3 separate regions of the Homo sapiens genome follow, and all the other regions are linked to region 3. The links are chromatin contacts, found by Hi-C or POLR2A ChIA-PET in ENCODE. All regions are on one chromosome and are shown on one strand. Each heading gives the region's core, a stretch centred on a gene start or an enhancer-like site at or near the end of the contact. The rest is flanking DNA. Distances are from core to core; before and after follow the strand shown.

Region 1 (2,700 bases), core at 9-2,508, 1.7 Mb before region 3:
CAGAACCTGGGCTAGATGCCACGTCTCCCTGTTCCCAGGCGCTGTGCTTCCCTCTGCCATAGCACAAATCACAAATCACAGTAAAATACAGTGTTAGGTCTGCGTTTCTGCCCCCCTTCCAGAAAAAGCCAATGCTTGGATAAGAGGGGTCTTTCTCCTCTTCATCCCCAGCGCCCGGCTTGGAGCAGGCACCAATAAAACGTGAATGAAGGGTCAACGCCAGGACCCGAGGGCTGAGGAAGGGATTTACGAGGAATAGCTGGGGCCGGGCGCGGCAGCTCACGCCTGTAATCCCAGCACTTTGGAAGGCCCACGCAGGAGGATCGCTTTGAGGCCAAGAGTTGGAGACCAACCTGGGCAACATAGCGAGAGCCCGTCACCACATAACAAATTAAAAATTAACCAGGCGTGGGGCCTCATGCTTGCAGTTCCAGCCACTCCGGAGGCTGAGGTGGGAGGATGGTTTGATCCCAGGAAATCGAGGCTGCAGTGAGCTATGACTATGCCACTGCACTCCAGCCTAGGCGAAAGAGCGAGACCAAAAAAGAGGAATGACTAGGTAAGAAAATTCTAGGACTGACTTGGGAAGGGGAAGGGGGCGAACCGCGGGGGCTCACATACCCGAAGTTTTCTTCTCCACCATTGGCACAACACAACTGTCGGAAGAAACTGCTGCGCACGCGTACTAACCCCAAGGCTTTAGTAGGGGCGCCATCACTTCCGGTAGCTTGTACTTCTGCGCGTGCGCCACAGCTTTGACTCATTACGTGGCGTTTCCTTGGAGACAAGAAAGCTTTTCGCCATGTTTTATAGGGGCAAAACCACTTCCGGCCTCAGTGTGGAGGTGTAAATCTTGTGGGAGCCACGAAATGGGTCATTTTAAAGATGTGGTCACGGTGTTCTTACAAGAAATCTTATTTTCCTTTGGTCCTTGTGAAGATGCTGTGATCACAAAGGCAGCCCCTGGAGCTTCTCCGGGCAGAAGAGGAGGTGGGCTGGACTGTCAAAGAAAGTGGCTGGCTTCCGTGGGCAATCCGAGGTTCCTAGTGGCCCTCTGCAGAAAGCTGAACTCCCAGTTCCCCCAGGCCTCCGTCCCGCGGCGGACTCCTAGGCTTCCTCCCTCCCTGTCGCCGCCAGCCTCTCGCTCTCCCCGTCTTCCGCCCGCACTCTCTGGGCAGGGCTGCGGCCAGGACCCGCCCCCGCGTCCCGCCCGACCCTCCGCCAGGGGTCACTTCCCCTGTCCAGGTTTCAGCTTCCACATGTGTCAAGCGGCTGGCTCAGCCCAGAGTCCCTGTCTCCCGCCCGCCGGCCCGAGCCGCCGCCCCTCCCCCGCCTCCCGTGCGCCCGGGACAATCCTCGCCTTGTCTGTGGCGCCGGCATCTGGAGCTTTCTGTAGCCTCCGGATACGCCTTTTTTTCAGGGCGTAGCCCCAGCCAAGCTGCTCCCCGCGGCGGCCGCACAGCAGCCCGAGCGCCCCCTTTCCAGAGCTCCCCTCCGGAGCTGGGATCCAGGCGCGTAGCGGAGATCCCAGGATCCTGGGTGCTGTCTGGGCCCGCTCCCCACCATGACCTCCTCGGGGCCTGGACCCCGGTTCCTGCTGCTGCTGCCGCTGCTGCTGCCCCCTGCGGCCTCAGCCTCCGACCGGCCCCGGGGCCGAGACCCGGTCAACCCAGGTGAGATCCCGGGGAGGCCCGGCACGGCCGAGGGGGCAGAGGCTGGCGTGCCTGCCAGCCTGGCCCGGAGAGGGTCGGAGGCTCGAGGAGGTGTCTGGCCCGTCCCCCGCCCAGCGTGCTCTTGAGGCTGAGTCGCGCCAAGCCCCTCGCCCATCACTACCCTGAACTGGGGTTTCCAGCCTCCCTATGCAAAGGGACTCGGAATTCCTGGGCACCACTCCCACCCTGCCCTCCTTGGGGTCAGAGTGTTCCTGGGTGAGAAGAGTTTAAGAATGGGAAGGAAGAAAGGGAGGGAAGTCGAGTGAGAGGGAGGACAGCAAAGCACGTGAGGCCCGGAGCTGGGCGGTGGATCTCAAGTGCCATTTCCCTCTGGTAACAGAGAAGCTGCTGGTGATCACTGTGGCCACAGCTGAAACCGAGGGGTACCTGCGTTTCCTGCGCTCTGCGGAGTTCTTCAACTACACTGTGCGGGTGAGGAGAGGGAAAGGCCCCTGGGAGGGGGTCCCAGCAGGAGGGGTGGGCTGAAGTCTGGATGCCCAGGTCCCCACGGTAAGCCTGGTCAGGAGTTCCCCCCACAACTCCCCACCCCTTGCCTGGCACGGGGCAATCTTCTCCACAGACCCTGGGCCTGGGAGAGGAGTGGCGAGGGGGTGATGTGGCTCGAACAGTTGGTGGAGGACAGAAGGTCCGGTGGTTAAAGAAGGAAATGGAGAAATACGCTGACCGGGAGGATATGATCATCATGTTTGTGGATAGGTAACGGGGCTGGGGATAGGGAGCGGGGTAAGGATGCTGAGGTTCCCAGTGGACCCCTGCCCATCCTCCCCTTCCTCACCCAGCTACGACGTGATTCTGGCCGGCAGCCCCACAGAGCTGCTGAAGAAGTTCGTCCAGAGTGGCAGCCGCCTGCTCTTCTCTGCAGAGAGCTTCTGCTGGCCCGAGTGGGGGCTGGCGGAGCAGTACCCTGAGGTGGGCACGGGGAAGCGCTTCCTCAATTCTGGTGGTGAGTGGCAGAGTGCCCAAGGCA
Region 2 (2,700 bases), core at 78-2,577, 1.2 Mb after region 3:
GCCTCAAAGAAACACGGGGTTTCCATCCTGGTCCAGCTCGTGGAAGAGCGTTTCAAGCCAACTTTGGATAAAGCAGCTCTTACGGCCGTCGCTTCTCCCACTGAGGTCTGTCCTGCTGGTGCACTTACTTCCAAATGCCCCTTCCGGGAAAATGAAACCTTCCACCACCTTCGACGATCAACTGCAGAGTAAACTTGCGGAAAGTGAAGGAAAAAGCAGACACCTGATTCCTTGCAAGTCCCAGAACAAAGACGAAAGGACCACGAGTCCCGTTGTTACCATTTCTACATCCCAATCACTTGGGGTGCAATGCCCCAAGATCTAGGAAAAGGAATCCACCCTTTTGCCCCCACAAAATGTGTTCAGAGCCAAGGGTGAGCGGACCCGCACTCTCCCACACCGCATTCGGGCAGCCTGTCTGTCCCTCCCATAAAGGGCTCTGGTCAAGATCCAAGTCAAGCCGGACCCACTCCCACAAGCAGAGCTGTGAGGTCCTGGGGGTTAGGGCGGGGGTCCTCAGAGCTTCCAGGGCCAGTCCCCAGGCTGCAGACCCACTCACCTGCAGACAGGACAGCCTCCTACGACCACGATAGAGTTGGCAGGATAGCGGGTGACGGTCCGGCTGTGGATGTTGTAGACCCTGGGATGGTGGGTGGGTATCCCTGTGGGCGGGAAAGCAGGTCATTAGGGTGCAGGGAGGAGAAATCGGACCGCCACGGGGACTACTCATCCTGTCCCCTCAACCTCCACCCCGCTAAAAAAGCCCCCGGTCTTTTCCACCCTCGGGACGGCCACCGCGGGCCTGATTCGGCGCTAATCTGCCAACAGCGAGCGCCTCGTGACACAAAGTTCATCTGGGGCAGGGATCCGGCCCCGCCGGGTTACGACGGGCCCGAGGACTAGAGCCCCGGGGGGGAGGCTGGCCCTCGGCGGCGCCGGGTCCCGAAGCCAGCCCGGGGACCTCCAGCTCCAGGAAGGACCCCCGGGCGGGCCCCACCCGCCTCCGGACCCACGTCCCCCGACCGGGCTTGCCACCTCGGAAGCCGCCGGCGGGGAAAGTTGGTTACGGGCCCACCTGTGACGAGGTAGGGGTAGGGCGGCGGCGGGGGCGCGGCGGGGATGGCGCCGTAGCCGTGCGGGCCGCACGCGTAGTCGCCCTGGCCGGCCTCCAGGTTGTAGGCGGGCGGCCGCTCCTGCAGCAGCGGCTTGTGGTCCATGGCGGCCCGGCCGCGCCCGCCGCTCCGGCCCGGCTCGGCTCGGTCGGCCCCGGCGGGGGACGCGGCGGCGGCGGCGGGGACGCGGCGGACCGGGTGGCTCGGGCCCCTCTGAGGCAGACGCGGGGCGGGGCGGGGCGGGCGCGAGCCGCGGGCTTCCCCCGCCCTCCCGGGCCCAGTCACAAGACCGGGGTCACGTGGGCGGCGGGAGGCGGGGCTCGGGGGCGGGGCCGGCGGGGCGTCTTAAAGGGGCCGCGCCCTCCCGAAGCCGCCCCGCCGGCGGCGCCTCTGCACTCCGCCCCGCCCCGCCGCCGCTGCTCTCTAGACCTCCCGTGGCGGGGAGACCCCCCCCCCCGCCCATCCCCCACGACGACCCAGAGACGCCCCATAGGGTCATGACCTTTAGGGCTCGCGGATGCACCCCCACCTCCCCCTACGCCCCGATCTCCCAGGCCGGCCGAGGTCCCCCTACCGGTGGAGGAGGGGGAGGGCGGGGCCTGAGAGGGGGCGGGGCCGGGTGGGTCCCAGGCCGCCCCAACGCCAGCCCTCTGCCCCTATGATCGCCAGCGCTTCCAGCAATACAAAGGGCACACCCGGGTGTGCACCTCAGCTGCGGCCTGCGCGGTGCTCAGCTGCGGCGCATTCCCTCCGTTTGCCTTTTTTTGGACAATTAGGTGATTGACGGGGGTAGTAGCCAGTGCTTACAAATAACTCCCCCGTTTGGGGACAAAACTATAAATACTGGGCACCTGCCGCGTCTCCTCAGTTTCCCTAATCTTCAGGCAGCCCTGCCAGGTGTTTTGCTTACCCCTGGAGGACAACACGGGATCGGGCTCAGAAGGGGGAGGGATTTGGCTGTGGCAGGTGCGGGTCAGAGCCCGTATCTAAACCTGGGTGTTTTCTGGCCTCGGGGACTGCGTCAGGCGCCCTCGTTGAAACATTTCCTCATACAAGGCTTCACGGGTTGGCCAGGACAACTTTAAAACGAACGATTGGAACGTTCAGGATTGCTTGCGTCCTTAGCGCCTCTGCACCTTTTCAGGGGCACCTGTATCCGTTACTGTATTCTGTCTCCAGTTTTCTCACCTGCATTTTGATATCACCTGCACTGTAGCTCTGGGACGACTACAGCTCTTCTCGAACCGCGCCTTTTTAATTTTTAAAAAAAAAATTTGTAGGGGGTGCTGGGGGGGCTCTCTTGCTCTGTCACCCAGGCTGCAGTAGAGTGACACAGTCATTGCTCAATGCAGTCTCGACCTCCTGGGCCCAAGCCATCCTCCCACCTCAGCCTCCTCAGTAGCTGGGGACCACAGGCACACGCCACCATGCCCAGCTAATTTTTAAAAATTTTTGTATGGGATCTTGCTATGTGCCCAGGCCAGTCTCAAACTGCTGGCCTCAACCAATCCTTTTGCATCAGCCTCCCAAAGTGCTGGAATTACAGATGTCAGCCCCTGCACCCGGCCTTATTTTTATTTTTTAATAA
Region 3 (2,773 bases), core at 178-2,677:
CCTGGGCTCAAAGGATCCTCCCACCTCAGCCTCCCAAGTAAGTGGTGTATCCTGAGTTGGTTCCTTCCAGTGGGTTCATCCTCTCGCTGACTTCAAGAATGCAGCCTCCGACCTTCACTGTGTTACAGCTCTTAAAGATGGCACGGACCCAAAGAGTGAGTAGCAGCAAGATTTATTGTGAAGAGCGAAAGAACAAACCTTCCACAGCATGGCAGAGCACTCCAGCCGGTTGCCTCCGCTGACTGGGGTGGGAGCTTTTAGTCTCTTATTTGTCCCCTCCCATGTCCGTTTCTGTCGTATCAGAACGCCCTTTTTTCCATCCTCCCTGCGATTGGCTGCTTTTAGAATCCTGCTGATTGGTCCATTTTACAGAGCGCTGATTGGTGCATTTTACAAACCTCTTGCTAGCTACAGAGCGCTGATTGGTGCATTTTTACAAACCTCTTGTAAGACAGAAAAGTTGTCCAAGTCCCCACTGGACCCAGGAAGTCCAACTAGCTTCACCTCTCACTGGGACTACAGGTGTGCACCACCACACCCAGCTAATTTTTTATTTTTTGTAGACATTGGGGTCTCCAATTCTTGGCTTCAAGCGATCTTCCCCCCTCAGCCTCCCAAAATGCTGGGATTACAGGCATACGCCACTGAGCCAGGCCAGGACACATCTTTGAGCCTCAATTTCCTCATCTTTTTTGTTTGTTTGTTAGGATCAAAGTCGTTAACATCTGATGTACATGGAAGCACTTAGTTTTAAAAAAAAAACAAAACTTTTTCCAACTGGGCGCAGCGGCTCACGCCTGTAATCCAGCACTTTGGGAGGCCGGGGCAGGCGGATCACGAGGTCAGGAGTTCCAGACCAGCCTGACCAACATGGTGAAACCCCATCTCTACTAAAATACAGAAAGTAGCCGGGCATGGTGGCGCGCGCCTGTAGTCCAAGCTACTCAGGAGGCTAAGACAGCCTGGCGACAGAGCGAGAGTCCGCCTGAAAAAAGAAAAAAAAACAACTTTGTCCAACCTGGGCAATATAATGAAACCCCATCCCCACAGAAAAATTAATAAACCGGGCGTGGTCGCGCGCACCTGTAGTCCTAGATACTTGGGAGGCTGAAGCTGGAGAATTGCTTGAACCCGGGAGACAGAAGTTGCAGTGAGCCGAAATCGCGCCACTGCAGTCCAGCCTGGGCGACAGAGCCAGACCCTGTCTATTTAATCCTGAAGGTTCCCGCCCTTGCCGGAGCTCGGCCACCGGCTCGGACGCCCGTATTTCCTCGGGATGCGGGAAACCGTCAAGACCCTCTGCGTCGGGCGGGGCTAGGACGATAAACCAGCGAGATGCACCTCACCCCATCAGGCGCCTAGAGAGGCCCCGGAAATGCAGGGAAAGGTGCCGCAAGGCCTCGATGACGCGCTTCCGGCACGGGATGTTTTCGGTTGTTTGACCGAGAGAGTTGTAGGCGCAAAGCTGAGGAAAGGAGAGTGTGGAGAGGGGCCTGGTGTGGTGGGGCCCGGTGTTTGGGACCGGAGGGTGTTGACGGCTGATGAGTTCCTTGGGTTTGCTCTTTCTTCACCTGAAAAGAAGACTCCAGGAAGGGCAGCACATGCCGGAGAAAGATGAATTCCAGCTTGACCGCCCAGAGGCGCGGCAGTGACGCCGAGTTGGGACCCTGGGTGATGGCTGCGAGGTCCAAGGACGCGGCGCCGTCCCAACGCGACGGACTTTTGCCCGTGAAAGTGGAGGAAGACTCACCCGGAAGTTGGGAGCCCAACTATCCCGCGGCTTCGCCGGACCCCGAAACTTCTCGACTGCACTTTAGGCAGCTGCGTTACCAGGAGGTGGCTGGACCGGAAGAGGCGCTGAGCCGGCTCCGAGAACTCTGTCGTCGGTGGCTGAGACCCGAGCTGCTCTCCAAGGAGCAGATCCTGGAGCTGCTGGTGCTGGAGCAGTTCCTCACCATCCTGCCCGAGGAGCTTCAAGCCTGGGTGCGAGAGCACTGCCCAGAGAGCGGGGAGGAGGCGGTGGCCGTGGTGCGGGCTCTGCAGCGAGCGCTCGATGGAACCTCATCCCAGGTGAGAAGCGAAAGGCCTGTTCTGGAGGTGGGAGTGTGGAAAATAGGCGTTTAGGGGTGCTCTGCGTTTCGGAACTTACTTCCTTATTACATTTCGTGTGAACATTGGGGTGTGTATGGACTTCCTTTCTGTAGGCCACAGTGACAGATCCATCCAGGAAATGACTTGTTATAGACCTCAGCATAAAGCGAACACGGATTACTGGTTTTCTTTCTTTTTCTTTTCTTTTTTTTTTTTTTCTTGTTGTTCTTGCTGTTGTTTGAGATGGAGTTTCACTCTTGTTGCCCAGGCTGGAGTGCAATGGCGCGATCTCGGCTCGCTGCAACCTCTGACTCCCGGGTTCAAGCGATTCTCCTGCCTCAGTCTCCCGAGTAGCTGGGATTACAGGCGCCCGCCACCACGCCCGGCTAATTTTTGTATTTTTAGTAGAGACGGGGTTTCACTGTGTTGGCCAGGCTGGTCTCGAACTCCTGACCTCAGGTGATCCGCCCGCCTCGGCCTCCCAAAATGCTGGGATTACAGGCGTGAGCCACCGCGCCCGGCCTTGTTTACTTTTAATCTGTATCATATTTCCATTCCCATACATCACAGTGATATAAGTTAAAGAAATATTTTGCTCCTACCTACCTCCAAAATTAGTGTAAATAGTCCACAGAAAGGCTTTTCAGGATTACAAGAGAATGTCAGCCTCTATCTCTGATCT

What was found. A loop is a pair of places that touch in the nucleus more often than their neighbours do. ChIA-PET counts read pairs that join two places held with the same protein, here RNA polymerase II (POLR2A). Pooled maps may share reads with other maps.
Region 1: a pooled map shows a loop between it and region 3 (15-fold over the local background). The contact joins the promoter of PLOD3 here to the promoter of ZNF394 in region 3. A Hi-C loop is called at or near these places in 4 of 50 pooled maps.
Region 2: a map of ascending aorta shows a loop between it and region 3 (4-fold over the local background). The contact joins the promoter of BRI3 here to the promoter of ZNF394 in region 3. A Hi-C loop is called at or near these places in 1 of 168 maps with a recorded cell type or tissue (ascending aorta) and 8 of 50 pooled maps. POLR2A ChIA-PET finds 5 or more read pairs at or near these places in 1 of 52 experiments (HEK293T).

The regions. Positions count from the first base shown.
Region 1 is chr7:101,216,139-101,218,838 of GRCh38, reverse strand. It overlaps PLOD3 (procollagen-lysine,2-oxoglutarate 5-dioxygenase 3), which reads left to right and starts at 1,258. Exons shown (of 19, transcript NM_001084.5): 1 at 1,258-1,673; 2 at 2,053-2,144; 3 at 2,293-2,429; 4 at 2,513-2,676. The coding sequence starts at 1,565. It overlaps ZNHIT1 (zinc finger HIT-type containing 1), which reads right to left and starts at 674. Exons shown (of 5, transcript NM_006349.3): 1 at 622-674. The coding sequence starts at 643. RefSeq lists enhancers at 327-868, 962-1,081, 1,630-2,152 and silencers at 1,182-1,461, 1,602-1,651, 1,712-1,831.
Region 2 is chr7:98,280,313-98,283,012 of GRCh38, reverse strand. It overlaps BRI3 (brain protein I3), which reads right to left and starts at 1,327. Exons shown (of 3, transcript NM_015379.5): 1 at 1,076-1,327; 2 at 560-662. The coding sequence starts at 1,217. RefSeq lists silencers at 836-1,175, 1,306-1,815 and an enhancer at 1,512-2,496.
Region 3 is chr7:99,498,935-99,501,707 of GRCh38, reverse strand. ZNF394 (zinc finger protein 394) reads left to right here and starts at 1,427. Exons shown (of 3, transcript NM_032164.4): 1 at 1,427-2,070. The coding sequence starts at 1,615. RefSeq lists enhancers at 1,817-2,096, 2,319-2,773.